Linked DNA regions of Homo sapiens: all the other regions are linked to region 1. The links are chromatin loops, found by intact Hi-C in ENCODE. Cell type or tissue: A673. All regions are shown on one strand.

What was found. Hi-C counts contacts between places; a loop is a spot of excess contacts. Peaks named below come from ENCODE experiments on the same cell type or tissue, not always from the same donor. Only the 100,000 strongest peaks of a DNase experiment are listed, where the experiment ranks them.
Region 2: a loop joins it to region 1, with 8 times the contacts of the local background. A loop is called at or near these places in 7 of 110 quality-filtered maps.
Region 3: it touches region 1 in a loop (7-fold over the local background); 31 of 110 quality-filtered maps call a loop at or near these places.
Region 4: it touches region 1 in a loop (8-fold over the local background); 8 of 110 quality-filtered maps call a loop at or near these places.

What each region holds. Positions count from the first base shown.
Region 1 is chr10:26,266,665-26,274,664 of GRCh38, reverse strand. GAD2 (glutamate decarboxylase 2) reads right to left here. Exons shown (of 16, transcript NM_001134366.2): 9 at 5,492-5,546; 10 at 3,909-4,025; 11 at 965-1,029. Among named protein-coding and RNA genes, the nearest start is that of GAD2, 54 kb to the right of the region's middle. In A673, CTCF peaks have their summits at 4,512 and 4,712; a DNase peak (open chromatin) is centred at 4,724; H3K4me3 peaks cover 1,350 bases; H3K27ac peaks cover 378 bases.
Region 2 is chr10:25,754,973-25,762,972 of GRCh38, reverse strand. No RefSeq gene overlaps it. Among named protein-coding and RNA genes, the nearest start is that of LINC00836, 110 kb to the right of the region's middle. In A673, a CTCF peak has its summit at 4,853 (motif pointing left); a DNase peak (open chromatin) is centred at 4,772; H3K4me3 peaks cover 307 bases.
Region 3 is chr10:25,871,583-25,879,582 of GRCh38, reverse strand. No RefSeq gene overlaps it. Among named protein-coding and RNA genes, the nearest start is that of MYO3A, 59 kb to the left of the region's middle. RefSeq lists a silencer at 3,739-3,918. In A673, a CTCF peak has its summit at 3,840 (motif pointing left); a DNase peak (open chromatin) is centred at 3,802.
Region 4 is chr10:25,721,447-25,729,446 of GRCh38, reverse strand. All of the region lies in intron 2 of LINC00836 (long intergenic non-protein coding RNA 836), which reads right to left. Among named protein-coding and RNA genes, the nearest start is that of LINC00836, 74 kb to the right of the region's middle. In A673, a CTCF peak has its summit at 3,350 (motif pointing left); a DNase peak (open chromatin) is centred at 3,336.

The DNA of each region.
Region 1 (8,000 bases):
ACAAGTGCCTCTGTGCTCCATCAGCGTCTCTCCTTGTCCTGGAACAGAAACTGTGCCAAGATATCTAGTGGCAGAGCCAGTGTGACGCTTTTGCTGGGCAGCATCTGGCGACTTGGCAGGGGATGGTGGGCATTTGGCAGCCTCTGATGAATTCAGGCTTTCTTGGTCACTTGGAGTGCCAGAGCTCACCACTGTGTCTGACCTGCCATGTTGTGATGAGAGAACTGGGCTCCCCTTGCATGTGGTTCAGAACCAGAGCCTGTATTTTGCATTCTGTTGTTCTCTTTTCTTTGGACCTGAATGTGCTTTATGCCAATCAGATATCACTGCCTTTGTGTTTTTCAGCTTTTCTCAACAGTCTTCTGCGTAGGCTCTAAATAAAAGGTGCTTTGCAGCATCAGTCGGAGCTGTGTCAGAGAAAGGTTATTACGGGAATGAAACATGAGATGAGGCTATTGCTAGTATGTTTCACTTTAAGTGAACTGGCCATCTTAGACCCCAAACCCAAACTTTCAACATTGATAAGTTACAAGGTGCTTATTTGCTTTGAAAAATTATTATTTTTTTTAAGCAGTGGATATTATCCTTTTATGAAACATGAAAGCTATAAATCTTCTCCCTAGTAAAACGTGGGCTGCCTGTAGGTTTTAAACAATTTTTGTGGTTGGTTCAGAGATCCCAGGAATAGACCCTAGACAGGAATCTCTATGTCTGAAAGAGATTCTACCTGGGTCGCTTGATGTGTATTCTGATTTTTCTGTTGTTTACACATAATATTTACATATTTGATTTTTCTGTTGTTTACCCACATTCATGAGTGTAATACCACATAAGGCAAGGAACACAAGCACTGAATAGAGTGAGTTCACTCAGTATTCCAAAAGTTCCTGGAAATTGACTGTAATTTGTGTTTCACAGTTAGCTTTTAACACTTTATGTTGTTAATAAGAAAAATGCAACATACCTCTCCACGCCACTCAGTTTCCACTTGTGTTTTCGGGACATCAGTAATCCCCCACCCCAAGCTGCCTGAAAAAAAATCATATGAGGAAAATGGTAGCAGTTTGTCATTGCCTAGATTTCTATAGTCTGGTGTCTTTCTAGGTGAAAATGATCTTGACCCCAGGCCACTTAGGAAGTTGACCACCTCCTTCTGGCACTAACCTTCAGAGTTTACACCGAAGGGCCCTTCTAAGGTCTCAGATTCCATCCCACATTTATATGGGTGTAAGGAGCCACCTTGGAGGCATAGCTCCTGGTCCGTAGAAGAGAGAGAAAGACCCTCTCCCAAACCTATCACCAGCACCATTAGTCCTCATGAAGTCATGTTCTCAGAATACGAAACCCTGTGGTCCCCACAGTGTAAGGCAGAGAAGATGGGCAGGAGGGCCATTAAACAGCTTCCAAGTTGCAGGGAAAACTCTTTTGACAAGTCTAAATGATTCCAGAAATAAGAAGTGGCTTCATAACTCTATTTCACTGATGTGTGATTTTGGATAATTTCTGTGTCCAAAATTCACAAGCAGGGAAGATTCATACCAGTTAATTAGCTGAGCAGTTAGAACACGTCTTAACAATTTGTACTTGATCAAGGTTGAAGATTTGAATTGGTGTAGTAATCTCCTTTAAAAATAGAATGCCAAGATGGAGATTCATTTGGAAATATTAACTTTCTTTCCTCTGTGTGTACAAATAATTCTAGGATAATTTTAAATGGATTATAAAATTCTTTTATGATATAATCACTTCCCCCCACCTTTTGTTGTAAGTTCAGCCCTCTTTTTGTTTTGTTTTGTTTCTGAGACAGAGTTTTGCTCTTGTTGCCCAGGCTGGAGTGCAATGGTGAGATCTTGGCTCACTGCAACCTCTGCCTCCTGGGTTCAAGCAATTCTCCTGCCTCAGCCTCCCAAGTAGCTGGGATTACAGGCACCCACCACCATGCCTGGCTAATTTTTGTATTTTTAGTAGAGACGAGGTTTCACCATGCTGGCCAGGCTGGTCTCGAACTTCTGACTTCAGGTAATCCACCTGCCTCAGCCTCCCAAAGTGCTGGGATTACAGGCGTGAGACACTGCACCTGGCCCAGTTCTTTTGCACTTTGAAAAATTATGATTTTCCAAACGTGTACTATTTTAAGATTCTTTCTACTTTATAGAATGTATGAATGTTAAAGCTAATAAGAGTAAGTGGTAAACTTGGTATGTTTCAAAGAAAAGCTAATAAAACTGGTTAAAAGATTCCCTAGTTCTAATTTAAGTAGGAGGCCCAGAGGAACAACCCATAGCTTCTGCTGGCTCAGGACACACAGACATTCTCATTTTTGAAGTTGCCGGGTAATCCTCTTCCTGAATCAGCCAGCAAGGTCTACCAGGATTTCCAGTCCTGAGGCCCAGGTCACTAATGATATCGGATAGTTCAGTCTTTTCTCAGTGTCTTCATGTGTAAAATGAAAGGGGCTCTGGTAGCCTAATGAACGACTCACACTGTGAATCAGGGAGGATAAAGAACATTGGTGATTGCTCTGCAGGAATACTCTGGAATAATGGAAATGCACCCAGCTAAGCCTGTGGAAATTTTCTGCCCCTAAAGAAAAGAACATTAATGAGGCCAGGTGTGGTGGCTCCTGCCTGTAATCCCAGCATTTTGGGAGGCCAAGGCAGGTGGATCACCTGAGGTCAGGAGTTCGAGAGCAGCCTGGCCAATATGGAGAAATCCCATCTCTACTAAAATTGCAAAAATTAGCTGGGCATGGGTGCGCACGTCTGTAATCCCAGCTACTCAGGAAGCTGAGGCAGGAGAATTGCTTGAACCCTGGAGGCGGAGGTTGCGGTGAGCTAAGATCACGCCACTGCACTCCTGCCTGGGCGACAGAGCAAGACTCTGTCTCAAAAAGAAAAAAAAAAGAGCATTAATTTGGTCTGAATAATTATTATAAAGCCAAAATGATCTAAGCCAGGGCTAGATCATTGTTATAGCCCTGGCTTAGACCCAGTGCTGGCCCATGACAACATAAGGATCTTGCACTCGAATGAACATCAACTTATGCGTTCCTTCACTGAGAAAGTCTTGCAATGAAAAAATTATCAGCTGAGCCAAGCATTGCGCTTAGTTTGTGATGGTTTGTGATTAGCGATGGTTTGTGACTGATGATGGTTTGGCACAAACTCTTTATCTCATATGGATCATTAACAGTTTGCAGGTGGTAGCTAATCGTCAAACCACACTTTGAGTAATACTAATCTAAACTTAAATCCCTTCGGTCCTTCTAAAACTTAACACATTTTTTTTCATTGGAAAATGTTCTGGAGGGAACACCTTCATTATTTTTTAGTGTGACAAGGCCTGAAGTCAAAACGTTTCAAATATAATCTATCTTCTTAGCTGACCAAGCTACGAAATTGGAACTTTGGTGGTCCTTATTTCCCAGGAAGTTGTCAAGCCTATTTTCCTCTCTAAATACAGGAATATCTAACTTGAGCTTCAGTTTTTTGCTTTTGTTTGTTTTTAATTCTCTGGGTTTCCTACATAAATGCAACTCCTCTTTACTCTTCTGACCATTCTGGTAAGTGAGGAACAGCAGGACTGTGTGCGTAGGTTGTATTCCTCCATGGATGCAATGGCTCGATGAATTGAGAACAAAGTGGTCAGCTTGGGTACTGATCATAGAAATACAAATATTACCATGTTGGGGACATTAAGGTATAATCAGCCTTGGGATGCTTCTGGTGCACGGTGTGTACTGTGTGAGTTGTGTGCTAATTTGCTTCATCCAGCTTTAAAAGCTTTAATATCACCACTCTGAAAATAAGCTGACCAAGTTAAAAAAAGAGAAAACAAATTTCCTTTGTGTGTCCCACATGAAAAACGTGCAAGGACGTTTTAGTGGCCAGTCCCTAAGGGATACTTACATCCACATGCATCCAGATCTTATACTTTTTGCAAATGTCAGCGACAGCTAAGAGGGGGTCAAATGCTCCGTACACGGTGGTTCCAGCTGTGGCACTCACGAGGAAAGGAACAAACCCCTGTGCGAACGAGAAAGCCCCAAATCATGGAAAACAGAGTCAAGGGTTCTTTTAAAAAGCTGATTCAAAGCAATGGAAATTCTCTCCCTAACAGACACGTCTGAATTTGAGGAAGCAGCAGCAGAGTTACTGACACCCCGGGGTCTGGGACAAATTGATGTTCACTCTCTGGAATCTGAGTTCTCTAGGCTATGCTGTTGGACCTGACTGTGTCTTAAAAGAACAGACATTCTGATTCTCAGAAGAGGCTGTAGTGAACCCAGAGGCTGTCAGGGACGTCCCCGAGACATGTATATATTCCCGGTAGACTTTCTGGCCCTTTTAACCCCCTTTGCTCACTTTCAAGTGTTCCTTATTCACAACGAGGCCTCTGAACTTCATAAATCCCCTAGAGTGAGTAGGCAGGAGAATGAAGAGAAGTAGCTCTGACCAGCCCATTATTCCTATTTGGAAAATGCCCAGATAATTTATTTCACGTTTCAGCACGGAGCGGCTAAAATAATACGCCATGACTTTTATCCGTCTAACTAGTCCTCAGTCTCTCTGGCCATGGCTAAATGAAAACTGATTGAAGTAACGGGCTGGAAGAAGGCAGGAGAATGCCACAAACAGGATCGCCATAGTCCCTCATTCCATAAGGACTCTGTCCTGTCTATAGAACGTGATGTTATGGTGTCAGTCTTTAGGTGGCAGCAAAGGTTTAATCTTCTAGTTGATGTTACTAGAAGTAGTTCTAGTACTTGCACAAGGAGGGAAACCTTCTCCTGCTGCCTGCCACTTAGTAAAACAAAACCAAACGAAAAAGGGCATATGAACGTAAATCATTATTTCTGAGTTCCTAATGATAAAATGCATGTGTATGTTATTAAATCAGAAACTGTAGGTTATATCTACCAAATGGTAAACAAAGAATTCTAGAAACAAATTCTCTGATTTGTGAGCCATCCCAGGTTGTAAATGACTTTCTAGAGCTTTGGGAATCTTGGGCAGGCATTCAGAACTTGTTACTTCTGAAAAGAGTTCTAAATTGCTTCCTGCAAAATAAGACGTCTGGAGAGCCAATGCTAACAGCATGCACCTACACGGGAAAAACTGGCCCCTTTTGAAGAACTGCACCAGGGTCTCTCACATACTGCATTAGCATTCTGCTATTTCCCCGCCTCTGAAAATATTCTTTCAAATGTGTGGGTGTTTCATGCCAACCCTCAGTACCTAGGAAGACAAATGCTTTGGAAACGCTCACTGTATCTCTGTATATAATATTTATTCAGCAATTTAAACTTTTCTAAAGCAGAGCCTATAACCCAGAGAAATAAATAGTGACTGGATGCAGAATTCTATGTTCTCATTAAACCTGGGAGATTGAGGCTTGGATCCTCTTTTTAAAATAAAACCAAAACACATTTTGTTCTCCGGTGGATGGAAATAGAAATATGGGCTGGATAAAGCTCCCGGCAGAAACTTACTTTCTGTTTGGCTTCAAGAATCCTTCTTTCAAGATCAGATGGAATCATTTTCCCTCTGGAAGGAAAAAGAAATATAGATTTGCTTTGAATAATTTGCTTCATCGTCTTTACAACGTAAGTGGCCGCAGGAGGGTAAAGTCCAACCCCAAACTGTTGATAACAATACTCGGAGAAAACAACTCCTTGACTGCTTCCAGGAAGGATGCATTTACTTGCCTGGATGAGGCATGACTATCATTTCTGGCACGTTTTGCAGACTTGTGACCGTATTGTGTTGTTCCCTATAGAACGATTACCATGACCCTCTGCTGTGCACAGAAGCTTCTTATTAAGTCATCCTCTTAATTCAGTTAAAACAAGCCTGATTTGGAGCAAAATGTTTGGCAATGAAAGGAGAGTTCAGAGAAACCTTTTTATTCCAAACCTTTGAATAAACCGACCTGCAATTTCACATACCAATGAAACAGCAGGAAGAGAAAATCCATTCTGAAATATCTGGATGAAGATACTAAGTGAAATAGCTACCTAATGACATTCCAAGTGCTAAAAGCGTAAAGAAGGCCAAAAATTCATGGGCTCAAGTTTCAAACATCCTTTCAACCCTAAAAATGCTTCTTTCCTAAAATAAAAACACAGATACTGCTTTGCTTAATATTATAATAATCATGGTACGAGAGACAGAGAAACATTTTTTTTTTTTTTTTTTGAGACAGAGTCTGGCTCTGTCGCCCAGGCTGGAGTGCAGTGGCACAATCTTGGCTCACTGCAAGCTCCGCCTCCCGGGTTCACACCATTCTCCTGCCTCAGCCTCCCGAGTAGCTGGGACTACAGGCGCCCGCCACCATGCCTGGCTAATTTTTTGTATTTTTAGTAGAGACGGGGTTTCACCGTGTTAGCGAGGATGGTCTCGATCTCCTGACCTTGTGATCTGCCTGCCTCGGCCTCCCAAAGTGCTGGGATTACAGGCGTAAGCCACCGTGCCCGGCCCAGAGAAACATTCTTTAAGTCAAAATAGCTCTCTGGAGGTTGCTAACATAGCCAACTTTGCATCAGGGTCATTGATCTAGGTTTTTAAAAGGCTTTTTGGAAAAATAACTGATGGTAGAGGTGATTATCACAATCAGTGGTTGTGGGATGCTATTGGCATATAGTGAGCAGTGAGTGGGGTTTTTGGTATTTGTCATTGACTCCATAGTACCTTTGTGGCTCTCCCTGTGAGTCTAGACATACAGCAAGCACTGGACTTCATCACAGCTTCTAGTGCTGTCTTGCTTAGGCTTTTACATATTGAAATAAGTTAATTTATTACAAATTACTTCTATCACATTTCTTCATTTAAAAAAATAATTTGGGCATTATATAGTGAGAAGGGTAAGTTATATTTTTGACCCTTTTTTTTTTTCAGGCCAATAAAGGAGGCGTGACAAAATAATTGGAATATAAAGCAGACATGAAACCTCAAAGCATTGGGAATCACTGATTTAAGTGAAGCTGTTTCCCAAAGAAAGACAATTACCTGGGCAATGGTAATGGACAAGTTACCAGTGATTAGTTTGTCAGGCTGGAATGGAAAAAGGGGCATTACAGTTACATTTGATGCAAAGACTATGGACTTAGATTAGGGCAGCCTACCTTTGGGGAACTTCTGTGAGACTGAGGGGAGGGAAGGGAGGGTGATGTGGTTGAGGAAAGGACACAGAGAGCTTCTCACTCCTTATAAATCTTCCTACACTTCATAACTTTGCCTGGGGGCATCCCTTAAAGCAGTGATTTTCAACCTGATCAGATCAGGCTGTGCTAAAGCACCTTGCTCCAGCCCTGATATAAATAAAAAGTTCAAATTTCTGAGAAAGTGTGGGTATTATCTTTATCTTTTACATAAAGTTTAAAGCACATTAAAATTGCCATAGTATTTTTGCAGGTAAACAAGAAAACTGAGAGTGAGAACTCTTAGAAATTTTTTTTTGCAAATCTTGAATTTTACCCAACTTTACCAAAAGCTAAACACCTTTGCCTGGGAGAATTTTGGGTAGACTAGCTTGACAATCATTATTTGCTCATCAAATCATATCATACTTAACTTTTTTTAAGTATAAGGCAGTAAGATGGCACTGAGGAGTCAGAGATGAGAGTGCATTCAAATTGGAAGGGGCTCCAAGACATGCCTGATTCTAGTCGAACCTTCTCATTTTTCAAATAAGGCAACAGCCTGAAAGGAGAAGTGACTGCCCAAGATCAAATACTGGTAAAAGTCCAGGGAGTAACTCAAAATATAATCTAAGCTTCCAGAACAAACTCAAAGGTGCCAAACATATAGGAAACCTGTTTGGAAAGGTTTGATTATTTTAAGATAAGATAAATATTTTAAGCTCACATCTGACTTTCATGAACCAGAGGTGTCATACAAACCTGCCGGGAAAACAGTAATGAACATATAGTCTGTTTCTTTCCTGTATCAGCGAACTTTGGGCAGAAGGAGGGAGTAGGCTTGTCAAACCATGAACTCCAA
Region 2 (8,000 bases), 510 kb after region 1:
GACCTAGGTTTCACCTAGGACCTCATTAAATGCTCATTAGCATACTAATCACACATCCACCAGCGCTGTGACAGTCCTGAGACCACCCATATTTAGTGTAAAAATGGGTGGCACCACAATTCTGAGAAATTGCCATCTTTTTTTCTGGGAATTTTCATGAATATTCCACCCCTTGGTTTAAAAAACCCATAAAGGTAGCAGCCCCAAACACTGCATGACTCTCTCTTGAGTCCACCCGCACTCACTCTTCTTGAGTGTGCACTATTTTCCGACTCATCCTTGAATTCCTTCTCTCAACAGTATCGAGAGCCTGGTCACCAGCTGGCGTCAAGGTCCCACCAGCATTTGGGGACCTCCCCTAGCCCACCAGTATCATTTTCACAGCCCCAGAGTTGGAATTGGGAAGGAGAACAGGGGATTGATATTTGCATGATGTTCTATAGAACAAATATCTTAGTGTCAATTCTTTTCCTTTCGATGTCCCTTGAGATCCTTTTCTAAAATTCCAAATTCGTAGGAACGCAGAAAAGTATTCTCAATAAATACCCATTGTCCTAGTCAACTCTGGCTGATTATAACAAATTATCAAGGAGTGGGAGGTTTAAACAACAGACATCTATTTCACACAGTGCTGGAGGCTGGAAGTCAAGATCAAGGTGCCAGCAAATTCGGCTCTGTGGAGGGCCTGCTTCCTGGTTTGCCGTTGTCCTCATGTGGAAGAGACAGAACAAGCTTTCTGGGTTCTTTTTATAAGGGCACTAATCCCATGATGAGGGCTTCAGTCCCCTGGCCTAGCCATTTCCCAAAGGTCCCACCTGTTTTCATCATGCCAGAGGTGTATGAACCACAGCAACTCCATCTTGAATAGGGGCTGGGTAAAATGAAGCTGAGACCTACTGGGTTGCATTCCCAGACAGTTAAGGCATTCTAAGTCACAGGATGAGATAGGAAGTCTGCCTAAGTCCGCATAAGACACAGGTCATAAAGACCTTGCTGATAAAACAGGTCGCAGTAAAGAGGCCAGCCAAAATCCACCAAAACCAAGACGGTGATGAGAGTGACCTCTAGTTGTCCTCACTGCTACACTCCCACCAGCGCCATGACAGTTTACAAATGCCATGATAACGTCAGGAAGTTACTGTATATGGTCTAAAAAGGGGAGGCATGAATAATCCACCCCTTGTTTAGCATATCATCAAGAAATAACCATAAAAATGGGCAATCAGCAGCCCTTGGGGCTGCTCTGTCTATGGAGTAGCCATTCTTTTCTCCTTTACTTTCCTAATAAACTTGCATTCACTTTACTCTATGGACTCACACTGACTTCTTTCTTGCACAAGATCGAAGAACCCTCTCTTGGAGTCTGTATAGGGACCACTTTCCTGTAACAATCACATTGGGAGTTAGGACTTCAGCATAGGGATTTGGAGGGTGCATAAACACCCATTGGCTGACTGGCTGAGCAAACATGTAAATAAATTTGCTGCTCAAACATTGCGTCTCTACCCTCAAGTCTTTCTCACTATCCCTTTTGCTGTTCTTCTCTTTGCCTCTTGAATTTCAACACTGTAGCCCGGTCTGATTAGCTAAAGCTGCAGATTCAAACCCTTGAGGCATCTGTTGGTTTTTAGAGTCCAGCCTCCATCTGTAATTTCAGCCAGCACTTTCTCGATTGTTTTCACACAAAGGGTATCAGCGATACCTGTATGTCAAAACAATAATAATTATCAGGTGAGTGTAGTTAGTTGCCTCCTTTCTCTTATATCTTCATTAATTTCATAAGTTAAATCTTTTCCCATAAAAAAAATGCAGCTTGCTATCAGCATTCATTTAATTTTACGTAAACGCCCTCTTTGAGGCTGAAGCAAATCTGACTCATTTTCAATGTGAAAATGAAATATAAAAACTGTTCTTGGAGTTATTTCTAAACAGAACTAACATCAGAATCATCTGAATCATTAGAATCATCTATTTTGGAAAAATCGGATTCATCAAATGAATCTTCAGCCAACTGTTAGAGAATGATGTTAACATCATGTGTAGGAATGCTACATTTTCTAGGATTTGACATTTTCAGTGGTTGAGAATTACTGTGTTTTGTAAATGGAAATACTACTACTAAAAACAGAATGCTATAAATAGAATGATGTCTTTTGCTTCTCAAGTCGATATACCAGAGTGATGCAAAAATAATAATAAAAGTGAGATATTTTGTGGCAAAGTTATCTTGGGGTAAACACTGCAGCTGAAAGCCCGCCGGCAAGTATTCCCAGAGCAAACAGGAAAAGGGTTAATTTAGTTTAATAACTGATTCTCCCCCTATATTCCTACCAAGTTCAAAATCTGTCTTACAATCAGGCCTATTGCTGATTGCACTTACCAACCCTACAAGCCGAACCTAGCAGTCTCTCATATAGCTAAGCAATGACAAGAGCGTCAGGCAGCAGAAGTGAGGACAGATCACTGCTGAGTCTTCATGTTGAGAGCAGTGGGGCAGTTGTTAGCTGGAGCTGGCTTGCACTGATTAGTGAGAGCAGATTGTGTATATTTCTTCTCTGTGCTGAGTTCAGTATGCACTGATACATTGGTAGGATGAAATTTACCATGGTGAAAGTATTTACACCATGGAAATTGGCAAATGCTATTTATCAGGCCTTTTTTTCCTCTCCTAGATCTATTATTAAATATTTTCCAGCATACTACTAGATATGCAGAAGCACAAACTACCCAACAGGCTTTTTGTGATTTGGCCTTAAATGTTAAATCCCCAGAATATAAATAGAGAGATCTTGTTGGTTGGAAGTAGGTGGAAAAGTATGAAAGGTAATGCAAGGTCGAATTCAGATGCACTCATATGTGAATGCCCATTATTAGCCTGTCCTCAATCAATTCCCAAGGCCAAGCCTTGGGAAATTGAGCATTAGTGAAAGGAAAATGTCTGCTTTGGTCAACTGAGAATAATCTCAAAGACTAAACAATTTAAAAGTTAGCTGCCTTATGAAAGCTTTCATAATGGTGAGATTTATATCTGGACAGATGACAGCAGGAGAGATATTAAAGTCAATAAATAAATGTTTATTAAAGATTTCTACTAGAGACTTCGAAAATACAAGGACATACAAGCTATAATGCCTTATCTCAACAATCTCACATGCAGGGGTATATTAGTCTGTTCTCATGCTGCTAATAAAGACATACCTGAGACTGGGTAATTTATAAAGGAATGAGTTTTAATTGACTCAGAGTTCCACATGGCTGGGGAGGCCTCACAATCATGGCGGAAAGCAAAGGAGGAGCAAAGGCACATCTTTACATGGTGGCAGGCAAAAGAACGTGTGTAGAGGAACTCTCCTTTATAAAAACATCAGATCTTGTGAGACTTATTCACTATCACGAGACTCTCCCCCATTATTCAATTACCTCCCACCAGGTCCCTCCCTCAACATGGGCATTATGGGATCTACAATTCAAGATGAGATTTGGGTAGACACAGCCAAACCATATAAAAGGGTAATAATATTATGTGGTGGAAACACATCGGTTGGGAGTCAACAAGTTCCTTTATTGGCTTTGCACTAACTGGCTGGTTGGTCATGTCCTTTACTGTCTGTGGACTTCACTTTCCTCTTCCATAAAGTAGAGATTTATGTTCTTTGAGATTACACTCTGAGATGTTATTTTGTTTAGCTATGAAAAGAATAAGAGATTCCAGGCCCAAAAGAAATCAGTGTGATTGCAATTATTTGCAGATGTGTGTATGTCTGTATGTTCATTTCTCCTAGACTGAACTTTTTAAAAACATAGATAATGTGTTATTCATCCTTATATTCCCAGTACTGGACACATATTGGATGTTCAGTGAATGTTGAATGAACAAATAAAGAATAAATACCTCTGTAACTAATCAGGGAATAGGTATAACACAAATTAGGTTGTGGACCTGTGAAGAAACTGGTGTATCCTATTGTACTTTTCCATTTGGTTTTCATAGGAACCCTGTTGGTACAAAAATATATGCAATTTCTTCAGATTCTGGTGAGAGGTAGAGACAGGGCCAAGTTGCTAAAAAAAAAAAAAAAAAAGTGTCTTCTATGAGTTTTTTTTGTACCATTACAAAAATTTTTTTTGGAAACAACCAAGTGTACTTTGTTTTATCAGATAATTGGCACACTAGTTTTATTATAACTGGTAAGAATCTTGCAGTACCTAGAGGCAAAGATTCTGAACATTGATAGATTATCTAAGCATATATTTGTAGTGATGTAATTGTGGCTATAGGAGACTGGATAACATCTGTGCAGGGCATAGGACGTTTTAAAAAGTTGCTTAACCAAATGAACCTCTGCTATCAACTTGCTGTGCTACTACATTTACCTTTCTTCTCTTTAGTGTTGTAGGGCAAAAAATCTGGCTAATGGAAAATTTTAATTCACTGTTTTGTTTAACTGACTTAATGGACTGCAATTACTGATGTAGTATTTAAACAACCAGAGCAGTAGCTGTGCTTTTTCACATCATAAATGCATGCTAAATTTATCTTCCTTTATAATGTAGCTTGTAGGTTTGCTCCATTTTGCTGTGTGAGTAAATGGTTAAACATCTTACAGTTTGTATTGCCCCCCAGGGTTAGAGAGAAAACAAGTCATTTATCCTCAAGAGCTCCCCTGAGATCTGCAGAAGGGTGTGCTGCTTTTAAATAGATTTCTGTAGCAAAGTGCACAGTCATTTTAAAGCTACTGATGTATTTGGAGACATTCATTTCCTATCTGTCAGCCCCTACCTTTGGATTTCATATTTCCTTCTAGTTCACAACAGGGGAAGTGCAGACTGACTCAATGCTGCCCCCAAGTGTTATCTCAAAACATAGGCTCAGGACAAAAGCAAGACAAAGAGCCACTAATCACAAGAAAAGAAATTCATTATCAAAATCTACAGTTTATTTTGAATTGTGCTTCTGGTTGCTATTTAAAGAGAACACATTATGAAATGAAATCAACTCAACAAATATTTTTGGAAAACCTGTGCTATGTGTAAGAGGATACAAAGGAACAAAACACGATCCAAGCTTTAAAGGCTTTCAAACAAGTCAGAGAGACAAGAGTGGCTGAAAGGCTAAATAAAAAACAACTAATAGATGTCACAAGAATGAATTAGACGAACTGTTAAAATAATGGTAATCTAACTTGTATAGCTGACATTTAAAAAATATAACCTAATACACATTTTTAAGGCATGTGCTAAATCCTTTGTATTCGTTATCTCATTCAATCTGCACAATAACCCTATGAAGAAAGAAACAGTGTAATGTCTCCTTTTTTCTTGAATGAAACAGAGGCTTTCAGTCTGGTGCAAAAGTAATTGCAGTTCTTGCCATTAAAAGTAATGGCACCAACCTAATAGCTAAGAGCTAGGTCACCTACCTATGACATGACAGAGCTGGGACTCACCTCAAGTCTTCCTGGCCAGAAAGCCTGTGCTCTTACCTGAAATGCTTTGTAACCACAAGATGCTAGAGAAGACAACCATCATGAGAGTAGAAGTGATCCCATGGGGTTTTCCAAGGATGTGTGGTTTGAGGATGTTCACACTTAAAAAAAGAAAGTTTTTAAGTTTTGTTTTGTTTTGTTTTTGAGAAAGAGTCTTGCTGTGTCACCCAGGCTGGAGTGCAGTGGCTCGATATTGGCTCACTGCAACTTCTGCCTCCCAGGCTCAAGCAATTCTCCTACCTCAGCCTCCCGAGTAACTGGGATTACAGGTGCCTGTCACCACGCCCGGCTAATTTTGTATTTTTAGTAGAGACGGGACGGGGTTTTACCATGTGGGCCAGGCTGGTCTCGAACTACCGACCTGAAGTGATCAGCCCGCCTCGGACTCCGAAAGTACTGGGATTATAGGTGTGAGCCACCGCACCCGGCTGGAAAGCTTTCAAAGTGAAGCAATCAGCATTGCTTGTGTATCCGGAATTGGTGGGTTCTTGGTCTCAGACTTCAAGAATGAAGCCGCGGACCCCGGCGGTGGGTGTTACAGCTCTTAAGGTGGCGCGTCTGGAGTTTCTTCCTTCTGGTGGGTTCGTCGTCTCGCTGGCTCAGGAGTGAAGCTGCAGATCTTCTCAGTGAGTGTTACAGCTCTTAAGGCGGTGCGTCTGGAGTTGTTCGTTCCTCCTGGTGGGTTCGTGGTCTCGCTGTCTTCAGGAGTGAAGCTGCAGACCTTTGCGGTGAGTGTTACAGCTCATAAAGGCAGTGTGGACCCAAAGAGTGAGCAGTAGCAAGATTTATTGCAAAGAGCGAAAAAACAAAGCTTCCACAGTGTGGAAGGAGACCCGAGCGGGTTGCCACTGCGGGCTCAGGCAGCCTGCTTTTATTCTCTTATCTGGCCCCACCCACATCCTGCGGATTGGTAGAGCAGGGTGGGGTGGGGGGGGGGGGGGGTGGTCTGTTTTGACAGGGCGCTGATTGGTGCGTTTACAATCCCTGAGCTAGACATAAAGGTTCTCCACTTCCCCACCAGACTCAGAAGCCCAGCTGGCTTCACCCAGTGGATCCCGTACCGGGGCTGCAGGTGGAGCTGCCTGCCAGTCCTGTGCCGTGCGCCCACACTCCTCAGCCCTTGGGTGGTCGATGGGACTGGGCGCCCTGGAGCAGGGGGTGGCGCTCGTCGGGGAGGCTCTGTCCGCACAGGAGCCCACGGAGTTGGGGGAGGCTCAGGCATGGTGGGCTGCAGGTCCTGAGCCCTGCCCGGCGGGAAGGCAGCTAAGGCCCGGCAAGAAATCCAGCGTAGCACCAGTGGGCCGGCACTGCTGGGGGACCCAGTACACCCTCCGCAGCCACTGGCCTGGGTGCTAAGCCCCTCATTGCCCGGGGTCGGCAGGGCCGGCCGGCTGCTCCGAGTGCGCGGACCGCCAAGCCCACGCCCACCTGGAACTCCAGCTGGCCCGCAAGCGCTGCGCGGCCCTGGTTCCCGCTCGCGCCTCTCCCTCCACACCTCCCCGCAAGCTGAAGGAGCTGGCTCTGGTGTTGGCCAGCCCAGAAAGGGGCTCCCACAGTGCAGTGGTGGGCCAAAGGGCTCCTCAAGTGCCGCCAAAGTGGGAGCCCAGGCAGAGGAGGTGCCGAGAGCGAGGGAGGGTTGTGAGGACTGCCAGCACGCTGTCACCTCTCACTTGGTTTGGTAAGAGCAGCAAGATTTTTTCTTTTCTTTTCTTTTTTTTTTTTGAGGCAGAGTGTCACTCTGTCACTCAGGCTGGAGTGCAGTGGTACCATCTCGGCTCACTGCAACCTCTGCCTTGTGCCTCAGCCTCCCTAGTAGCTGGGACTACAGGTGTCCACCATCATGCCCAGCTAGTTTTTTTTTTTGTATTTTTGGTGGAGAGGGGATTTCTCCATGTTGCCCAGAATGGTCTCAAACTCCTGAGCTCAGGCAATCCACCCACCTCGGCCTCCCAAAGTGCTGGGATTACAGGCATGAGTCATGGCGCCTGGCTGCAAGAGATTTTTTTAGTCAGTCAGATTTATAAGCCTGAGTTTGAATCCCAACTCAGGCACTTGGTTGATCAGTGACTTGGGCAAACATCTTACACCCAGTTTCCTGTCCTGTCAAATGAAGATAGAATAACACATACCTCTGCTGTGTATCAGACATATATGAGAAGTATCTTGTCCATGGTGGGGTGACTCATGTCACAGCTCCCTTCTTCTTCATGGAAGGGAGGAGTAGAAAGGTTGGGAGTCTTGGACCCAATGTTCACAGCCTTGAGGGACAGACGAAAGTGTGATTTCAGAACACAGAAACTTTCTAAGGAGAGAGTTTTTAAGACTCATACAGGCTACTGGCGATGGCACAATTTTATAGCTTATGCAATTTATACTTTTTTTTTTTTTTTTTGAGACGGAGTTTTGCTGTTGTTGTCCAAGCTGGAGTGCAATGGTGCAATCTCAGTTCACTGCAACCTCTGCCTCCCGGGTTCAAGCGGTGGCTCATGCCTGTGATCCCAGCACTTTGGGAGG
Region 3 (8,000 bases), 400 kb after region 1:
ATTATAAACTATCAAAACTGGATGAATTGGCCGGGAATGGTGGCTCATGCCTATTATCCCAGCACTTTGGGAGGCCAAGACAGGCAGATCACCTGAGGTCAGGAGTTTGAGGCCAGCCTGGCCAACATGGTGAAACCTGTCTCTACTAAAAATACAAAAAATTAGCTGGGTGTGGAGAAGCGTCCTCTTGGGAGCCTGAGGCAGGAGAATCGCTTGAAACCGGGAGGCAAAAGTTGCAGTGAGCTGTGATCTTGCCACTGCACTCCAGCCTGGGCAACAGAGACTCCATCTCAAAAACAAACAAACAAGCAAAACAACGACAACAACAACAAAAAACAGAGTGAATTACTACATGACATAGATTCCTTTAACCTTACTTAATAATATATATGTGATTCAAAATGATACAAGTTAGCATAAAAAAGCTCAAAATTTAGCTGTAAAAACTTAACTAAATTTGAAATGCATGAAATTACATGTTACCGTGGGACCCAAGGGATTACACGTTAACTATTGCATTTTGATCAGTTTTGACCACCATCCCTGGTTCAAACAAGGTATCATAATAAGGCAGTTGTGGAATTTAATCCTTTGAGCAGAGCTGCTTGTTCCTCTAAAGAGAGAGTGATAAAAAAGATTCTTCCCCTCTCAGAATGATTTTGAGACCCACGGCAGAAACCAAAGGGAGAATGTGTTCCCCACTTCCTCAATCTAATCAGTGCATGCTCCAAGAAATGAATGAAAACATAAAAGATTTATAGCAAAGAGCATCAAGCATCAAGCCAAGACTCCACAAAAATTAAGTGTAAAGAATCAAGGATTTCATGGAATTTTATATTTCCCTTTGTGTTCACTCTGGAGATAAGAGTGGTTTAGATTGTTATTAGAATTGTTGACATTTCAGTGATCATTTTCTAGGAAAATAACTTTTTCTGAAAGGCACATTCTATAGCACAGCAGTCCTCAACCTTTTTGGCACCAGGGACTGGGTTCATGGAAGACAATTTTTCCAGACAAGGGTGGGTGGTGGGGGGATGGTTTGGGGATGATCGAAGTGCATTACATTTATTGTACACTTTATTTCTATTATTATTACATTGTAGCATATAATACAATAATTATATAATTCACCGTAATGTAGAATCAGTGGGAACCCTGAACTTGTTTTCCTGCAACTAGACTATCCCATCTGGAGGTGATAGGGTCAGTGACAGATCATCAGGCATTAGATTCCCTTAAAGATTGTACAAACTAAATCCCTTGCACACATGGTTCTCAACAGGGTTCACGCTCCTATGAGACTCTAATGCTGCTGCTGATCTGACAGGAGGTAGGGCTCAGGTGGTACTGTGAGTGATGGGAAGCATCTCTAAATATAGAGGAAGTTTTGCTCACTTGCCCACCCTAACCTCCTGCTGTGCAGCCTGGTTCCTAATATGCCACAGATCAGGACGGATCTGTGCCCTGGGGGTTGGGGAGCCCTGCCACAGCAGACACTAAAAATAGAAACTTTTCTTCATATATATGTATATATCTCTATTATTGGCTCTGGCTCATATTCTTATGTATTTATTTATTTTAGACACAGGGTCTCACTGTTGTCCGGGCTGGAGTGCAGTGGTGTGATCATGGCTCACTGCAATCTTGAGCTCCTGGGCTCAAGGGACTCTTATGCTTCAGCCTCCCGAGCAGCCAAGACTATAGGCATGAGCCTCCAAGCCTGGTCTACATATTCTAACTGGTTTAAAAAAAAATGTTGCACTTAACTAGTTACTTTGAAATGACAGTTTACAATAATGGAATTTAATTTAGCATACAGTTATTTTAGCAGATACTGAGATAATAATTCATGACCTGGGAGATGTCCCTAAAACTAAACATTCCTTCAGAGCAGTTAACTATTCTATTGAAAAGACTAATTTTTAAAAAAGAACCTTGTGGCTAAGCAACACAAAGATTTAAACTCTATTGACTGTCTTAGTGTAAATTTTCACTTGCTCTTCATGTGGAATCATGAGAGTTTGTCAGATGGAGCTGAGACAGAAATAAAGGCTCATGTGGGAGGCTGAGGCTGCCAGTCAAAGGGCTCACTATTGACTCACTCCCACTGGGAGACTGGGATGCCAGGACCTTCCACAATTTGATTGTTCACTGGGTTCTAACACCAAACCCAAGTCCACTCTGTCCACCTTGGGGATCTCATTATTAGAACCATCTATCAGCTGCCTCACTTTGCCAACATTAACTAGAAATGTGATTTCAATTCTGTATATCAGAAATGCAATTAAAATACATTGATTTTATTAATGAGTTTCATATTTCACAAAAGATTTGATGGAAAACAGATTTTTTTGAGACATTTCAAGGACTTTTCATAAGATATAAGTCTTCCCCCAAATCTTTGAGATGTGTTTTTTATCCCCATTTTACAGTTGAGGAATTTAAAACTTGGGATATGATGATAGTTTGTATCTAACTCCAGATTTATTTATTTATTTATTTATTTATTTATTTATTTATTTATTTATTTATTTATTTTTGAGACGGAGTCTCGCTCTGTCGCCCAGGCTGGAGTGCAGTGGCGCGATCTCGGCTCACTGCAAGCTCCGCCTCCTGGGTTCACGCCATTCTCCTGCCTCAGCCTCTCGAGTAGCTGGGGCTACAGGCACCCGTCACCACGCCCAGCTAATTTTCTGTATTTTTATTAGAGACAGGGTTTCATCGTGTTAGCCAGGATCGTCTCGATTTCCTGACCTCGTGATCCGCCCACCTCGGCCTCCCAAAGTGCTGGCATTACAGGCGTGAGCCACCGCACCCGGCCAACTCCAGATTTATTTGACTCCAAAGTTTGTGTTCTTTCATTTATCCTTACTTTTCCTCAAAAGAAAGGAGGCTAAAGCTATTGACTAAAAGAATGTTTAGAGATTAACAAATGCATTTCAACCCTGTATCCAATTCCTGTTACTATTACCAAAGATCTGAACAACCACAGAAACAGCTTATAACCTACCAAAACTCCAGAAGCAGTAAGTAGCATTAACCTCAAACAGGGAATCCGAACAACAAAATTCCTCTATAAAATATTTAATGACATTTTAACTTAGCATATGAGTAGTAATTCTCCTGAGAATAAAGCTGTTGTCTTGGATGAATATCATACCAGATTTAACTTATTATATGAGTAGTAATTCTCCTGAGAATAAAGCTGTTGTCTTGGATGAATATCATACAGGAGGTTGCTTATGAAACTGACACCTGGAATCCACTCCCACACTTACCCATGTTGTTCCCTTTTATGTTGATGTTACAGCCAGTTAAAAACAATTCTATCTGGACAGGTAGGTATGGTTAATAGCTAAGGTATTGTTAGCCATTAACATTTTGTTTCAAATTAGATAACCAGATTAACAAACTGGCCACTTAATAAGCCCCTCCTAGGAAATAGAAGCTAGGACATGTTAATTTTGAGGGAAGAGGTCAGAAAATTAGCAGAACATTGAATAAGTTTGGGTGGAATTCTGCATTGAAAAATAATTCCTGATGTGAAGAAAGACTCCATAAACCTCCATTAAGATGCTCTTCAATTCTAACATTTTATAATAAAATAATGTTACAGACAAGTGAACATTTTTATAACCTCATTTTTCTTAGGGTCAATTTTGCATAAAAAGAAAGTAAATCAATACCAGTTTCTGAAATTTCGAATATAGGAAATCATGCAAACAAAAACTCCCGCCATAATCCCTTGACAATATCTCTTCTCAGTGTACCCAAGAAGGCCAAAGGGTACCGTGACTGTCGAGCACACCAAGCTCCACGCGCCCTCTAGTGCATCCCTCTGGAAATGCAGCTACTAGTCCTAAGCTTAGGTATTTTCTCTGTTAAGAAAACAATTTCCAGAGCAGCTGTACTTAAAATCTGTTTATCCTGCATAGCCAACTCACCCTGAGGTGTTTCTCCAGGGTTCACATAAATTCGTTAAGTTAACTTAATCATTTCCCATCTATTCTCAAAGTTGACTTACAAGAACTCATAAAATATGACAAAATTGAAAACATTAGGCTGCATTGGATGAGAAAAGATAACAAGGGTGAGGCAAAGTGATCAAGAAATTAAATCAAAATACATGTAAAATAACAACTGACCATCCTCCCATCGATGATATATTTAGCTGTGTATTAATCAGGATGCACCAGGTTCTACTATGGTAAAGACAGCTCCCAAATCTCAGGAGTTTTTGACAACAGTGCTTTAATTTCTCTTTCGTTACAGATCTCAGGCTTATTTTTGGTTTCTAAGCGAATGGAGCAGCCATTGTCACTCACACTGCCTGCCACCATGGCAGAGGGGAAGAGCTTTGAAAAATCTTGCATTAGCAATTAAATGCTCTGATCACATCATTTCTACTCACTCTCATTGGCCAGAACTTGCCTCATGTCTCTACCCACAAGAGAGGGGAAAAGTCAGGTCTTCCATGTGTAAGGAGAGGAGGCAGAAATTTGTGGACAGCTGAAAGCCCACTACAGCGTTCCCAGGCAGGGTCAAAAAGGAAACCAGAACAGATCTGACTCAGAGTGTTCATGAAATTAAAAGCAAATACAACAGCTCAGTAAAATTCCAAGTCTTTTTGATTCTAGGGTCAGACAAGAATTTCTCCAGGATTCCTCATAGGACAAGGTATAACATAAATCATGTCATCATAATGCATTTGTGGCCTTTTCTTATAAGGCTCTTGTATAGGTTTATGACATTACAATAATCTACAGTTTGTCTAAACAATACTCTCTGGAAGAGTCGAATTATAGGTATCTTCCTCTTTGCTAAACTTCTGCATCAGAGACATATGTAAGCATTCCACCTTGCACACTGTGTTTAGTTATTTGAAGGGCAGTGAACACTAGGTTGTGTTCTCGAGGAAGCTTCTGGACAAGAGCTAGTTCTTTGCTTATAGGTGAGAACCAACTCACCTTCCTTCTCCCTTCCCTTCCCATCCCTTCCCTTCCCTTCCCTTCCCTATCCTTCCCCTCCCTTCCCCCTTCCCTTCCCTTCCCTTCCCTTCCCTTCCCTTCCCTTCCCTTCCCTTCCCTTCCCTTCCCTTCCCTTCCCTTCCCTTCCCTTCCCTTCCCTTCCCTTCCCTTCCCTTCCCTTCCCTTCCCTTCCCTTCCCTTCCCTTCCCTTCCCTTCCCTTCCCTTCCCTTCCCTTCCCTTCCCTTCCCTTCCTTTCCTTTCCTTTCCTTTCCTTTCCCTCCTCTCTTCTTCTCTTCTCTTTTTCTTTTTCTTGACAGGGTCTTGGTCTGTCTGCCAGGCTGAAGTGTGCCATCATAGCTCACTGCCAGCAACGTCAAACTCCTAGGCTCAAGTGAACCTCTCACCTCAGCCTCCCAAGTAGTTAGGACTACAGGCTCATGCCTGGCTAATTTTTTAATTCTTTTTTTTTTGTAGAGACTGGGTCTCACTATGTTGCCCAGGCTGTTCTCAAGCAATCCTCCCTCCTTGGCCTTCCAAAGCACTGGGATTACAGGCATGACCCACTGCATCTGGTTCCAAATTATCTTTCTTAATCATGATCAACTAAGGGTTGGTTAAGATCCAAATATGGAAACTGAGGAGCCAAGAGGGGCTCTTTCGTAACCAGAATCCATGCTAGTGTTCTGAGGTGAGCTGAGAGAGGAACCAAAATTTGGGCCAAGATCGTTTCCAGACAGTTCTGAATTTTTCTAATTGTACAGATAAGTGGTCAATTAATAGATTTTCCATGGTTCTATTTCATTGCCAGGGGCAAAATAGTTTTAGCCTGAAATTTGTAAGACAAGGCATAACTAGACCTTCATTTCAGCCACCTTAAACTACCATCCGAATGCCCAGGTTTGAACAATTCTACTTCTAGAAGAATCCACAATAAAACAAATGTTTGAGAAGGCTTTCCATCCTGAACTTTTATAATAAAATAATGTCACAAATTTTATAATAAAATAATACTATTTTATTAATAATAATTTTGCCTAGGAATTCTATGTATTACCAATTTAAAAGCTGGAGACTTGTCTTCTAAAACAATAATAATAATAAACTTTAATTGACTGTTTGCTGTGGCCAAGCAGTGTGGTAAGTAAGCACTTCAAATGTAGTATCTCATTTAATTTTACGGGCAAAATCTGTTACTACTCCTAATCTACAGATGAGGTAGAGTGAGGTCATATAATTTGTCTAAGGTCAAACAGGCTAACAAATGATAGAGCTAAGGGTTTTGACAAGACATCTAAATCTAGAACACATGTGCTTAGCAACTACATTTTCACCTTTCATGAATAATATCTTCATTTTTAGGAAAATATAGCTATGGTTCTTATGCAGAGAGATAATTTACTAGCAGGGTCAGTACTTGTCAGCTTTAGATAGTAAAAGCATCAACTGCATATGGAGGCAAACTGGTTTTCCTACTTTTGGTACACCAGCTGCACCCAAAATTGGTAATTGATTGACTACTAGAAAACAAGTTTGGGTTTTTTTTGTTTGTTTTTTTTGTTTTTTGTTTTTTTTTAAAGGGACTCAGCAAAACTGCTGTGTTTTCCTTTGCAGGAAGATTTATTTTATTTTATTTTATTTTTCAACTTTTATTTTATGTTCCAGGGCACACGTGCAGGAGATGCAGGTCTGTTACATAGGTAAACGTGTGCCATGGTGGTTTGCATTTTTTTAGGTACAATGTCTTGCTCTGCTGCCCAGGCTGGAGTGCAGTGGTGTGCTTATGGTTCACTGTAGCCTCGACCCCCCTGGGCTTAGGTGATCCTCCTGCCTCAGCCTCCCAAGTTACTGGACTACAGGCAAGTGCTACCATGTCCAGCTATTTTTTTTAATTTTAATTTTTGTAGATATGGGCATCTTGCCATGTTGCCAAGCTTGGTCTTGAACTCCAGGCCTCAAGCAATCCTCTCGTCTCAGCCTCCCAAAGTGCTGGGATTATAGCCATAAGCCACTGTGCCCGGCCTGCAGGAAATTTTAACTACTGTCAGAAAGCCACTCCCACCGTCTCTTGTTCATATTAATATGGTTTAGTTCTCCATGAGCACCAAAACCCAAGGATCTATAACATTCTCCTACAACTTAGTCCCAAAACAACTTTTGTTCTGGAATTAAAGGCAAAAAAAAAAAAATCCTATTTAGTGTTGCAGACTTTGACCTACATCTGATGGCTTAAACAGCTGTCCACACTGCACTTTGTTCAGGAAACTAGCTTCAAGTAGCTCATTTTCAACAAACTTATCCTGGGTAAAGAGCACAACATCAAGTGGCAGTACTGCTGAGTTGTCATCGTCATCATCCACACAGGCAGCCCAAAGTCTCTTTGTCTGAAATGTTCTGGTTCTCTTGAAAGAGGTCATTCCTAATGTGTGAAGTACTTTTGAAGGATGATCTTCCATGCTAGTCATTGTGTTTTGATACTTATTGATTGAGAAAATATGTGATGACAAATACTACTGTAAATTCAGCCTCATCTTTGAGTGCATTTATGTAACTCTACTAGTAATCACATCCCTACCTATATATATTTTATTTATATTCGTACATATACAGCATTTATTCAGTCTATAAACAAAGTTTAACCCATATATGAACTCAAAGACACCTTATAGTAGCTCCAAGACATCCAGGACTTATTACAAATAAGTTGAATATACCTATTTTCTACTTTCATGAACTCTCTAAAGCTACTAACAGTTCTCTTCACACCCCAACCCCTCCATCCCCACCCCACTGGAACTCCATGAAAATTTTATAACTTTGAAGCCAAAACAAAATCTGAAGTAGATAGAACTTTCCTTAAAACTTACATGCAAGCTGGACACTGTGGTGCATGCCTGTAATCCCAGCTACTTGGGAGGCTGAGGCAGGAGGATCACTTGAGGCCAAGAGTTTGAGGCTGCAATAAACTATGGTCATAGCACTGCACTCTAGCCTGGCAGCAACATAGTAAGATCCCATCTCTAAACAACAACAAT
Region 4 (8,000 bases), 550 kb after region 1:
CACGGGTTTAATTTTTGGATGCCTCAATCTGTTATTTTTATGAGATTAAAGCCTCAAACTCTAAATGCATCTCTCTCTAGGTAACAATCCTGAATTTATTTACTAGTCTCTAAGAATCCTGCAAATATTTATGGTATGTATCTTTCTGGGTCCCCTTTCCTCATCCACAGCCCAAGGAAGATTGCTAGGAGTCATTAAGAATGTCTGGATGCTGCTTTCAGTCTGTGTTTTGACCTGGTAAAGGCAGGGCAACAATTGATACATAATATTTTTACGTATGTACGGAGTACATGTGATATTTGCTTCATGCATAGAATGTGAAATGATGAGGTCACGGTATTTGGGGTACCCATCACCTTGAGTATTTATCATTCATATGTGTGGGGGGACATTTCAAGTTCTCTCTTCTAGCTACTCTGAAATATACAATACACCGTTGCTAACTACAGCCATCCTACTCTGTTACCAAACATTTGGACTTTCAACCATGGAAAAGCCCTACTTCTCAGTCCAAAGAGATTTTTAAGGTAAAGCTTCGAAATAAAAAAAACAACTAGCCAGGTGCAGTGGCTCATGCCTGTGATTCCAGCACTTTGTGGGGCCAAGATGGGTGGATCCCTTGAGCTCAGGAGTTAGAGACCAGCCTGGGAAACAGAGTGAAGCCCCATCTCTACAAAAAATACAAAAATTAACAGGCATAGCAGCATGCGCTTGTAGTCCCAGCTACTCAGGAGGCTGAGCTGGGAGTATCACTTTAGCCCAGGAGGTTGAGGCTGCAGTGAGCTATGATTGTGCCACTGCACTCCAGCCTGGGCAACAGAGCAAAATTTTGTCTGAAAAACAAAACAAAACCACCACCACAACAATAAGCAACTATCAGTCATTTCATCTGCTCCTTGGTAATCTTAACTCTCTTTTAACTTTATGTTTGCTGTGTTTATAATAGTAATAATCATCAGTGTTATTAGCACTAACATTCATTGACCACATACCATGTCTCAGGTATTGTTTTAAGTACTTTATCCATTTTATATTAAAAAAATGAGGTAGGTAAAATTATTATCCTCTTTTATAGATAAAGAAACTGAGACCTAGAGTTTGTTAGGTAATGTACTTGTTGGGTGATAGAGTACCACCCAGAGGGTGGGGACGCTCAGTCCTGGATTCCCTTTGTCTTAACTACAGCTGGCCCCTGATTTTGCTCTCTTCCCATGTGCAAGTGACTGGGGGAATGATCCTTGCACCCCCGGACAACATCAAGGAGCAAGAGGTCAGGGACCAAGGAAGAAGCAGCCTCCTGTTCTGTAGGCTATGCAAAACTAAGCCAGGTGAAGGCCAGGTGCAGTGGCTCATGCCTGTAATCCCAGCACTTTAGGAGGCCGAGGTGGGCGGATCACCTGAGGACAGGAGTTCGAGACTGGCCAACATGGTGAAATCCCATCTCTATTATGGTGGCACGTGCCTGTAATCCCAGCCACTTGGGAGGCTGAGGCATGAGAATTGCTTGAATCCAGGAGGTGGAGGTTGCAGTGAGCCTAGATCACGCCACTGCACTCCAGCCTGGGTGACAGAAGGAGACTTCATCTCAAACAAAACAAAACAAAACAAAACAAAACAAAACAAAAAAACTTAGCCAGGTGAAGAAGATTACTAGAGGTGCCAGGCCAGAAACTGCATGGCAGCGTCATTTCTCCCAGAGTGCCAACCTCTGGTTTCATGTATTTGTGTATACTGTTGGGGCTCAGAAAACTTGCTAGAAATGGAACCAAAGAAGCAGTGTCAAGATCTCTCTAACCTCCCCTCCAATCCGTTCAATCTCTCTCTCCCAAACACAAGATGAGGCTGTTCTCTGAAGTCCCCTTGTTAACCTAGAAACTAGGCTTCAAAAGAGAACACAATTGGAACCCTTGCATCTGTCCCCTGAAATTTCATTAACCAGGGAAGATTAAAACTCATCACAGAGGAAGAGATGGGAAGTTAAACACCATACCTGGAATGCAAATGAACTTTGTCTCAAACTGTTATCTGTTCTCTGTTACCTCTCAGTTCTAAAGAGCATCATTTACAAGATAAATATCTGCCTCCTGGGTCCCTTCAGACCTCCCTAAAAATCATTTTCTCCTACAGACTCTCACCTCCTCTTCCCCTCTGAAGAAGAGTATATAAGAATCTGGACCTCATTGGGTTATTGGGAATTCATTCTCCTGGGATTCCCCAGTGCTATGCATGTTAAAATAAATTTGTATGCTGTTTTTTCCTATTAATTGGCCTCTTGTCAGTTCATTTTCAGTGGACCTTCAGAGGGAGAAGGGGGAAGCTTTCCCTCTTCACCTCTACAACACTCCAGAGGCTGAAACCAGCACGGAAGATGCCAGAGAAGTGAGGAAACAAAAAATAAACAAAGTGAAGGAAGGAAGGGAGGGAGGGTGAGAGGGAAGAAAGAGAGAGAGTGAAGGAGGAAGACAGAAAGGGAGGGAGGGAGAGAAGAAAGAGTGGGACAAGGTGTGTATTAGTCCATTTTCATGGTGCTAATAAAGACATACCTGAGACTGTGTAATTTATAACAAAAGAGCTTTAATGGACTCACAGATCCACATGGCTGAGGAGGCCTCATAATCATGGCAAAATGTGAAGGAGGAGCAAAGGCACGTCTTACATGGCAGCAGGCAAGAAGGCATGTGCAGAGAAACTGCCGTTTATAAAACCATCAGATTTCATAAGACTTATTCACTATCACAGGAACAGCATGGGAAGACCCACCCCCATCATTCAATTACCTCCCACTGGGTTCCTCCCACAACATGTGAGAATTATGGGAGCTATAATTCAAGATGAGACTTGGGTGGGGACACAGCCAAACCATATTAAGGAAGTGGGGAGAGAGGAAAGAAGGAAGGAAGAGAGAGAGAGAGAGAGAGGAAAGAAAGAAAGAAAGAGAAAAAGAAAGAGGGGAGGGAGTGGGAAAATAAAGGGAGGGAGGGAAGAAAGAAAAAAGAAAGAGGGAGGAAGGAAGACGGGAAGAAAGAAAGAAAGAGAGAAAGAAGGAGAGTTAAAGGGAGAGAGACAGAGGGAGAGATGTTGTACCTTTTAGTGAACTCATGGCTGGGACCCTTTCTCTGTCTAACTCCAGTGAATTCCTGTTGTGACAAATGTTTCCTTTGTTGAAAATAGCAAAAACTTTTTGTTCAGGTATTAGGTACTCAGGATAACTACTTTTGTTCTTAGCAAACTCATGAAAACTTGGGTTTGCTAGGTTTTGGAGGGAGAGAACAGGTCAAATGCTAACATAATTCCTTAGCCTTGTGGAAAGAAAAAGGAGCAAGCCGTGTTTTTGAGTAGACTGCCATCTAGTGGCCTCGAATGGATACATTTACATGTCAAAAGCTATCACGCCGGAGTGAAAGATGAAAACCAGTGGGACAAGAAGTATCCAACAGAGAGGCCTTGGCAATTCCATCTCAGTCTCTTTTGGTTCATTTTCTCGGATATATTTTTGTAACTGTAGCTGGAAATTTATCATTCAAAATGCAAAATGTTGTTTTCGTAAATGCCACGTTTAGAAATTATGATTAATGACACATTATTTTCTATCACAGATCACATATATGTTAGAAAGAAAGTAACAATTTAAATATATGTATAGAGGTCGGGCACAGTGGCTCACTCCTGTAATCCCAGCACTTTGGGAGGCCAAGGCAGGCAGATCACTTGAGGTCAGGAGTTCAAGACCTGCCTGGCTAACATGGTGAAACCCCGTCTCTATTAAAAATACAAAAATTAACTGGGTATGGTGGTACGTGCCTGTAATCCCAGCTACTTGGGAGGCTGAGGCACGAGAATTGCTTGAACCGTGAGGCGGAGGTTGTAGTGAGCCGAGATCGTGCCACTGCACTCCAGCCTGCGCGACAGAGCAAGATTCTGTCTCAAAATAAATAAATAAATAAATAAAAATAAATAAGTAAATAAAAATTAAAATATATACAGAGAGTATCATCAATGAAGTTAGGGACTTTTTTGTCCCTAACTTCAGTGGGCCACAGATTCCAACAAATTTCTGTAAGGTAGAGCACAAATAGACAGACGGTCATTCAGATAGAGAGCATTGATGCCATCACGCTCTTCATTCGATGGCATATTATTATCGCAGGGCCACGGGAAACTTCCCCTTCACTCTCTGATGGTTCACTGAAAGTCAACTGACAAAAGGCAGATTAATGAGAGAAAAGGCATACAAATTTATTAGATCATAGTTTTATGTGACATGGGAGCCTTCAGAATGAAGATCCAAAGATATAGAGGAAATTGTTCGTTTTTATGCTTAGGTCCATCACAATATGCACAGCCCTGTAGAAACAGGATTGGGCCATAGGTTCTGGTCTAATGCTGACAGACTGAGTGAGGAAACCCAGCAAGGCCAGTCTGCGTAGATTCTTCTTGGCCTCTCTGTGCCACGTTTCTTCCTTCTGGGTGTGGGGCAGGACCCTCTCTGGAATGGGGCTATTATGACCTACCATCAAACAAGGTAGGTCAGACAATTTATTTATGGTCAGTTTTTGCATAGAAAGTCATTGAGCCTGGGGAGTGGTGGCTCACACCTGTAATCCTACCACTTTGGGAGGCTGAGGCAGGAGAATCCCTTGAGCCCAGGAATTCAAGGCCAGCCTGGGCAGCATAGTGAGACCCTGTCTCTTTTTTTTTTTTTTTAAAGAAAAATTTAAAAAAAAAAGATGTGGGGGGAGGCAGAGTAATAATTTTCAGTTTTATTGTTGGTGTCAGGGAAAAGAGGTTCTGGTTTCTATAACCCACGCTGGGAAAGGGATAATCTTTCTTTCTTTCTTTCTTTTCTTTCTTTCTTTTCTTTCTTTCTCTTTGCTTCCTTTCTTTCTTTTTTCTTTCCTTCCTTCCTTCCCTCCTTCCTTCCTTCCCTCCCTCCTTCCTTCCCTCCTTTCTCTTTCTTTCCTTCCTTCCTTTCTCTCCTTCCTTCCCTCCTTCCTTCCTTCCCTCCTTCCTTCCTTCCCTCCTTCCTCTTCCTTCCTTCCTCTCTTTCTTTCCTTCCTTCCTTTCTCTTTCTTTCATTCCTTCCTTTCTTTCCTTCCATTTTTCTTTCTTTGTTTCTTTCTTTCTTCTCTCTCTCTCTCTCTCTCTCTCTGTCTCCCCTTTCCTCCCTCTCTCTCTCTCTACCACGCTGCACTAACTTTTGCATTCTTAGTAGATAGGGGGTTTCGCTATGTTAGCCAGTCTGGTCTCAAACATCTGACCTCAGGAGATCTGCCCGCCCTGGCCTCCCAAAGTGTTGGGATTGCAGGCGTGGGCCACTGCGCCTGGCCAGAGATAGTCTGGGTCCTATTAGTAGCCCCAGGGAGAATGAGAGGTCAGAGTCAGGAGGCAGCAGAAAGTCAGAGAGAAACTTTTGTTTCTGAGGCCTGGATTCTGGATTATCCTTTCCTGAGCTCCTGCGTGATCACACCCACGTAAAGCTCCTTGCTCTTTTGTTTCCTTTTATCCCCATTCCCCATGCCCTCTCCTCTCTTTCTCAAAGAGGCTTAAGGACCTCACTCTTGAAAATGAATGAATAACCAAACATCATGAGATCATCCTTATGGAGTTAGACTGTGGGATGCATTACAAGAGTCCCAGCTATTCTTGCCTCCCTCCTGTATTATACTTAAAACGAGTTTTTTTACACTTTGCCTATAATAGTGTTGCTTCTAAGATGTAGTATAATCTATATCATCTCTACTTTTCGATTTGCTTGTGCTAGACCTCTGAGCTCGACCATAATCTTCTTTTGCCCTTTATCTCTTCCTTTGCCTGAAGAATGTTGTCAGGTACTTTAATATGTTAGAAAAACATGAATCTGTTTGTATTTGTATTTTTCATATATATATCACCAAACCAAGAGTAGTCAGTGCATTTATTAATCAAAAATTAATAGAATGCATATGTGTGGGTCTATTTCTGGACTCTGAGTCACTGATCTGACTCTCTTTTTCTATGAAAATACCACCTCATCTTGATTACTTTGGCTTTAAGTCTTGAAATTTGGTGCAGAGTCTTTTTAATTTGTTGTTTTTTTAAAGGTTGCTTTAATGATTTTAGGTCCTTTGCATTGCTATATAGATTTTAGAAACAGCTTGTTAATTTCTATGTAAGGAAAAGTCTTCTAGGAACGTGTTGAGACTGCATTGAAGACACAGATTAATTAGGGAAGAATTTCACATTTTAGGAATATTTAGTTTTCTAATTCATGCACATGGCTCTCCATTTATTGATGTCTGCTTTGATTTCTCTGGGGAATCTTTGTAATTGTCTAGTATAAAGATATTTCAAGACTAAACATTTTTCTAAGTATTTTATATACTTGTCTCTATGGTAAATAGCATAATCTTAGATTTTATTTTTTGAGTTGTCTCATGCTAGCCTATAGAAAAACGATTGTTGTATTTTGACTATGTACTTTGTGATCTTGCTAAATTCACTGAATTCTGGTAAGTTATTTGTAGATTCCTTAGGATTCTTTTCATGCGCAACTGTGTGAAGAGACCACCAAACAGGCTTTGTGTGAGCAACAAGGCTGTTTATTTCACCTGGGTGCAGGCAGGCTGAGTCTGAAAAGACAGTCAGTGAAGGGAGATAGGGGTGGGGCCGTTTTATAGGATTTGGGTAGGCAAAAGAAAATTACAGTCAAAGGGGGGGTTCTCTGGCGGGCAGGGTTGGGGGTCACAAGGTGCTCAGTAGAGGAGCTTTTGAGCCAGGATGAGCCAGGAGAAGGAATTTCAAAAGATAATGTCATCAGTTAAGGCAGGAACAGGCCATTTTCATTTCTTTTGTGGTGGAATGTCATCAGTTAAGGCAGGAACCGGCCATCTGGATGTGTATGTGCAGGTCACAGGGGATATGATGGCTTAGCTTGGGCTCAGAGGCCTGACATTCCTGTCTTCTTAAATTAATAAGAAAAATAAAACGAAATAGTGGTAAAGTGTTGGTATGGCGAAAATTTGGGGGGATGGTATGGAGAGATAATGGGCGATGTTTCTCAGGGCTGCTTCGAGCGGGATTAGGGGTGGCGTGGGAACCTAGAGTGGGAGAGATTAAGATGAAGGAAGATTTTGTGGTAAGGGGTGATATTGTGGATTGTTAGAAGAAACATTTGTCATTTAGAATTATTGGTGATGGCATGGATATGGTTTTGTATGAATTGAAAAACTAAATAGAATAAGAGAAGGAGAAAAACAGGTATTAAAGGTCTAAGAATTGGGAGGACCTAGGACATCTAATTAGAGAGTGCCTAAGGAGATTCAGCATAGTCCTGCCAGCAAAGATTATTTATTTACTTCAAGAGTTAACAGTGGCAGTTTGGGGATAGCACCAGGAGATATCCGCTGTGATGGCTTGGAAGAACAGTGTAAACTGGCAGTGTAAACAAGATCAGGGCATGTATGAGTAGTTGAGAATGGTGAATAGGAGTATGACTAGACAGAAGATAGTAGGGATGACAAGTTTTTTGGGGCACAGTCCAAGTTGGTCTGGTGTCTGGAATGAGACTGGGGCTTAATAAAAAGGAGCATCTATACAGGACCTTAAATGGGCTGTACCTTGTAGCATTCCGAGGACAGGCCTGAATTCTGAGAAGGGAAAGTGGTAAAAGTATTGTCCAGTTCTTTTTAAGTTGGTGGCTGAGCTTGGTGAGGTGTGTTTTTAAAAGATTATTAGTCCGTTCTACCTTTCCTGAAGAGTGAGGACTGTAAGGGATATAAAGGTTTCACTGAATACCAAGAGCCCGTAAAAATGCTTGGCTGATTTGATAATAAAGGCTGGTCTGTTATCAGACTGTATAGAAGTGGGAAGGCCAAACCGAGGAATTATGTCTGACAGAAGGGAAGAAATGACTGCGGTGGCCTTCTCAGACCTTGTGGGAAAGGCCTCTACCTATCTAGTGAAAGTGTCCACCTAGACTAAGAGATATTTTAGGTTTCTGACTCGGGGCATGTGAGTAAAGT